2 separate regions of the Mus musculus genome follow, and region 2 is linked to region 1. Evidence: chromatin loops called from intact Hi-C (ENCODE). Cell type or tissue: gastrocnemius. All regions are shown on one strand.

What was found. Peaks named below come from ENCODE experiments on the same cell type or tissue, not always from the same donor. Only the 100,000 strongest peaks of a DNase experiment are listed, where the experiment ranks them.
Region 2: a loop joins it to region 1, with 9 times the contacts of the local background. A loop is called at or near these places in 12 of 42 quality-filtered maps.

What each region holds. Positions count from the first base shown.
Region 1 is chr15:10,713,937-10,716,436 of GRCm38, reverse strand. It overlaps Rai14 (retinoic acid induced 14), which reads left to right and starts at 1,806. Exons shown (of 18, transcript NM_001166408.1): 1 at 1,806-1,914. 4930556M19Rik (RIKEN cDNA 4930556M19 gene) reads right to left here and starts at 1,601. Exons shown (of 7, transcript NR_045063.1): 1 at 1,457-1,601. In gastrocnemius, a CTCF peak has its summit at 1,116; DNase peaks (open chromatin) are centred at 1,097, 1,723 and 2,353; H3K4me3 peaks cover 1,829 bases; H3K27ac peaks cover 1,878 bases.
Region 2 is chr15:10,504,918-10,507,417 of GRCm38, reverse strand. The region is part of intron 11 of Ttc23l (tetratricopeptide repeat domain 23-like); the gene reads left to right. Among named protein-coding and RNA genes, the nearest start is that of Rad1, 20 kb to the right of the region's middle. In gastrocnemius, no CTCF peak of the experiment used is centred here; a DNase peak (open chromatin) is centred at 1,090; H3K4me3 peaks cover 447 bases.

The sequences.
Region 1 (2,500 bases):
ATGGGGGCTGAGTTATAAACTAATGAGGGTAGCACACAAGGCACCTATGGGAACAGGGCAGCGTGAGAAAGGGGTCTTTTCAGGTGACCAGGAAAGATAAGCAGAGGCGAAGACTTGGGTGATGAAAGGCTGGTTAGAGAGACACTTGTTGAATAGTTTAACTACAGTTTGTCGTCGGTTTCCTAAACAATATGCACACACTGGCATTTCCAAAGGAGCCTTTGACAGGCTGTACCACCCTCCCAGCTGCCTCTGATTCAACAAAAAGCAGATCCACAGGTGGTTACCTTTCCTCCAGCTGGAGGATCGGTAGAAGGTACTTAAATACTCTGTTGGTAACTGATTAAAGAACCCAAGATCAAAACCCGGTTAGAAGAAATGGCCCACACTACACAGGGTGCTGTCAATTGTTTCTTTTAGTGTGGTTTTTAGTTCCACATCACATGTGTAAAAGTGTGTATCTTGCTTTGAATTGGCTCCCCACTCCCACTCCCCTGCCCCGCCCCCCCCCCCCAGGGATTCTTTTTGATGTATGGTACTTAGGAAGTAAAGACTATTGAGCTAAAGATGAAGCTTTTGTTTTCTAGTTGGCAAGTTCGCTTGTGAAAGCTAAGGCAAGGTGTTCTCTTAGGGAAAGGAGTGAAGGGGTGGGGTAAAAAAAAACAAACAAACAAAAAAAAACAAACCACCCGATCCGATGGTAACACACAAAGTCAAGATACTGTACACTGATTGCTGTTAGGGTGACTCTCACTTCTGTTGGAACTGGTTGTTTTTCCTCCTTACTTCAGTGGACTTACAGGCGATCCTAGCAAAAATAGCTAGGATCTGCTTACTCTAGAAACCTTTCTGTGCGAAAGACACAACACCAACCAGGAGTCCCATGGAGCTTTGGTGAGTCAAACTTTTTACGATCTAGCTGGCTAGTGGGACTAAAATCCCTGCTTAAATTAGGGGAATAATAGTGAGATTTCAAACCCTCAGAATTAATGGAAGGGTCGATTCGGTTCAGAGGTCCGGTCCTGGTGGTCTGGGGGAGGGAAGCTTTACCGGATCTCAGGACTTCCAAACTCAAGACACCCCGCTGAGGGCGCTCCTGCCCCTATCTAGCCGGCCAGTCCAGGCTGTAGATAGTCTCCCAAGCCCTGAGCAGAACACAACTAAGTTTTGTCTTACACCTGAGGAGTGTTAGGAAACAGTCGCTCCAACCAACTGGTTTAGCCCAGAAAATGTAAGTACATTCTGGTTTACTTTCTTTTCGTTCACACTGGAAATGGAACCGATCTCAGTCTGGTTCAGAGGGGGCTTGGGTCGGTGACTCGGCTTTTCCTAAGACTACAGATAACTTTGGAAACTGACCAGAAACAAGTACTTTTTCCGAGCCCTTATCCTACCCCAGCGGTGGAACCCGCATACCGCGGATCTCACTAACTTCAAGTTAAGGTGTGAGACAGACCCACGCAGAAGGATTCCCACGATCCGCAGAAACGCAAGCGTGGACGTCCGGGACGCGCCGCGGGCCGGGGCGTGGGCGGTCGCAGAGCACCTCCCGCAGGTCCAGGGAGCAGCTCCGGGGCCAGGTCACCTGACTCCCGGAATTTGGGGCCGCGCGGAGTGGGAGTGGCTAGCAACTCCCTCCTGGAGCCCACGGGATCCAGGTCGGGGGCCGGCGCCCGGCGGCCACGTGGTGGTGCTGCCGTTGCCCCCGCCCTGCCGGCGGAGCCCCGGAGCTGAGCGCCCACTGACCCCGCGTCGGGAGGAGGAGGAGAAGGAGGAGGAGGAGGAGGAGGAGGAGGAGGAGGGACCCAGCGCAGGAAGCCGAGCAGGAAGCGAGCCCGGCAGCCGCACTTTCCTGGGGAAGCGGCGGGCGGGACGGCCAGCGGGGCCAGGAGCTGAGGCCGCCGCTTGGATGGGGTGAGTGGCGGCGGCGAGGCTGGGGTGCGGGCTCTGGACTCGGTCCCCGCCTTTGTGTCTGGGGCTGCGCAGAGCTCCGGGCGCCGAGAGGAGCGGGCGGGAGTTTTGGTCTGGACAGAGCTTTGGCCGCTCACTGACCACGGAAGACAGTTGGAAGGGGGGGTGGGGTGGAGGAACGGGAGGATAGTGGGGATCTGGCAGAAAGAGAGAGAGGTGCGACCTAGTTTGGAAAGGGGGTTCGCCTCCTCTGGCGGTCTGGTGCGGGACAGTGGCGCGGGGTGTCTGCGGAGGGAGCGCGGGTGGGAATGAATGACCGGACCCGAGAGGACGCTGTGGCTGCGCCCCCGGGGCAGCCCGTCCCACTTTCGTGCCCTGCCCCGGGTCCGGTGCCCCAGTCCTTGCTCCCTGGCTCGACCCACCTCTTGACTGAACTTGGAAAAGCCGGAGACGGGAGGTGGGAGCGAGAGACGCCCGGTGGCTCTGGAGACCCACAGTCCGCTATTGTTCCTTTACGGACTCAAGGGAGCTGGTGAGCTGTCTGGAGGGCGCAGGCGAGACCACCCTGGGCCTGCCACTACCCCTTACC
Region 2 (2,500 bases), 210 kb after region 1:
ATTCTTTTTCTGAAAGGTAGACATAATGAACTGTAATGTTTAAACGAGTCATATATATGGCCATATTAGTGTTTTCTATTAAGAATAAGGTAAGGAATATTCCCACTTTACACTTGGGCAACACATGAACCTGAGTAAACCATTTGTCCTTTTTGAGTAAGTGACTGCTCGGCGCGCAGCTAAAGGAGACATCCACACATGCTCCCTTTTTCCCAGGGCTTAGGAACCATTGTAGAAGAGGGAGCAGAAAGACTGTAAGGGGCAGGGATGGTTGGATGACTACAGGGCAACCGTGTCCTCTGTCTACAGCAGCTGTACATATGAATTAGGACAGCATGCATGATCTGTACAAATTAAAGACATACATGTAAAATTACGTAGCCATTAGCAGGACTCTAATGCTTTAAAAAATGGAGAATGCAAAGTTAGCCAGGTGGGTAAGACGAGAGGTGGATTAGGAGGAGAAGGGGTAAGAGATAAGATGGCCAAAACATCATGTATACTCCAAGAGTTAATAAAATGTATCTCTAACTTTCCAAAAGGAAGAATGCAAGATAAATGGAGTGAATATGTTTTCTCAGTAGCCTCAAGGTGACCAGTGCCGTGAAACGAGGAGAAACTAGGGGACATTTGTGGAAGCCAATGCAGACGCCAGGCAGTCTGTTTCTTTACATGCTTGAACTTAAGCTGATGAGATTTCAGGTTCCTACTCTTTCACTATGTAAAGAACCTGGCTTTGAAGGGTTTCCATCCGCATATAGAGAGGCCTCTTCAGCAGGCTGTACTCCAGAACCCATTTTACATGTGGAGACACTGAAAACTGAGTTTCTAGCATTAATTTGTCCAGGAAGAGGCAAGGCTGCTGGGATTTTACTGTAAGTCTCTAATTGCTCTCTTTCTGCTAAGACAATGAGATATAGACCTAGCTAGAGCCCATATAAGGGGAAAAGAAGAGTCTTTTGAAGTCCTCTGCTGTAGTAGATATTGCGTCAATAAACGTTTTTCTTTCTGTGAAACAAGCCCGTATCTCATTTCCCAAGAACTGCTGAGCAAAGCCATGGGGCAGTTGCCAAAGCCCAGATGGCCAAAAGCAGGGCAGGAGTTGCTCTCTCGGCTTCAGCATCGCACTGGAACAATCAGTCCCAGATGTCCTGGGACCCCGCTCGTGTCCCAGTGTGCTCTCGTGTGCTTTGTGACACCTCCTTCCGGGAACTCAGTGAAATCCACACTGGACTGCCATAGCCAGCAGCCTGAAGTCGTGTCCTATGGAGGCTCTGCAAAGAAGTCAGAGCAGAACGGGCTGCTTGGGGCAGGAGTTAATTCCAGAGCAAAACAACAGTTGCAAGGGCACCGCTTAAGATCTCAGTGGTTAGAAAAGACAGAGAGAACTTCTGATTTGTAAATAAACTTGGAAGTTGTTAAGTTTCTACCTGAGTCACAGATGCACTTCAGGTTAATCGTTCGTAGGTCAAGCTCCTAAAGAACAAGAAATACTCAATGTGTCCAAGAGACGTTCCTTTTGGAGAAAATATACACAGAACCAGTTTGAAACTACTCTGTAGTATGTTTTAATAGAATTATAAATAAAAAACGATAGGGAATACGTTGTGAAGCCAAAACTGTGAGTGTAAACGGCATGCAGGAAGGGTAGGGTATCTTCAAACATAGATAGATGACTGAAACCACAGATAGAAAAGAAGCCAGAGTGGGTGTTCCTCGGTAAGCACTGTTGTGAAGAAACTGCTGTCGTGAGTTGTTACACTTTAAGGTTCATAGATAATAGCAAGCTGTGGATAAACTTGAGGTGAAATATTTGGGCCATACCATGGGGTTTTCATAAACTATACTACGTGTTCAGACTTATACAGAAGGCAGCTATGGAAGAACTTCGAACAGGATATGATAACAGTTATCAGCTTTCAGACATGAACTTCAATAGCAATGGATGTGAAAGACAAGTAGGGAGAAGTAAGGAGCACACTGGCAGGCAGATCCAATAGCCTAAGAGAAGGATGCTGAGACCCCTAAGTACCTAAGCTATAAGAAAGGAATGTATTGACGATATATTGAGAAACATTCTGCCATCTGAGTTGAAACCAATTAGATGTGAAGTATGTCAGTGGCAAGACTCAAGTTGGCTTTGAAGTCCCCGGCCTGAAAACGAGATAAATATGTAATGGGCAGTGCTGGCAGAGGAGACCATCCTGGAGGAGAGATACATAAGACTTAGGGAGATAATGATTTCCACGTTGCCTGTGCTGTGTTTGAGGTACTCCCTGTACACCCATTTGGCAATATCTAGTAAGCTGTTGGCTGTTTGGAGCAAGGACTCAGGAGAAATATTCCTTCCGAAGCCCATGAGAAGGATAAAACAATCTACAGAATGTGTGTATATGAAACAATGAGACTTGGAAAGAGTTTTGGAGATAATTCATGCTTATTTGGGAGAGATTATAGCCTGATTTAGTAGCTGAGTACTGGGGTACAAATGTAGTGAGAA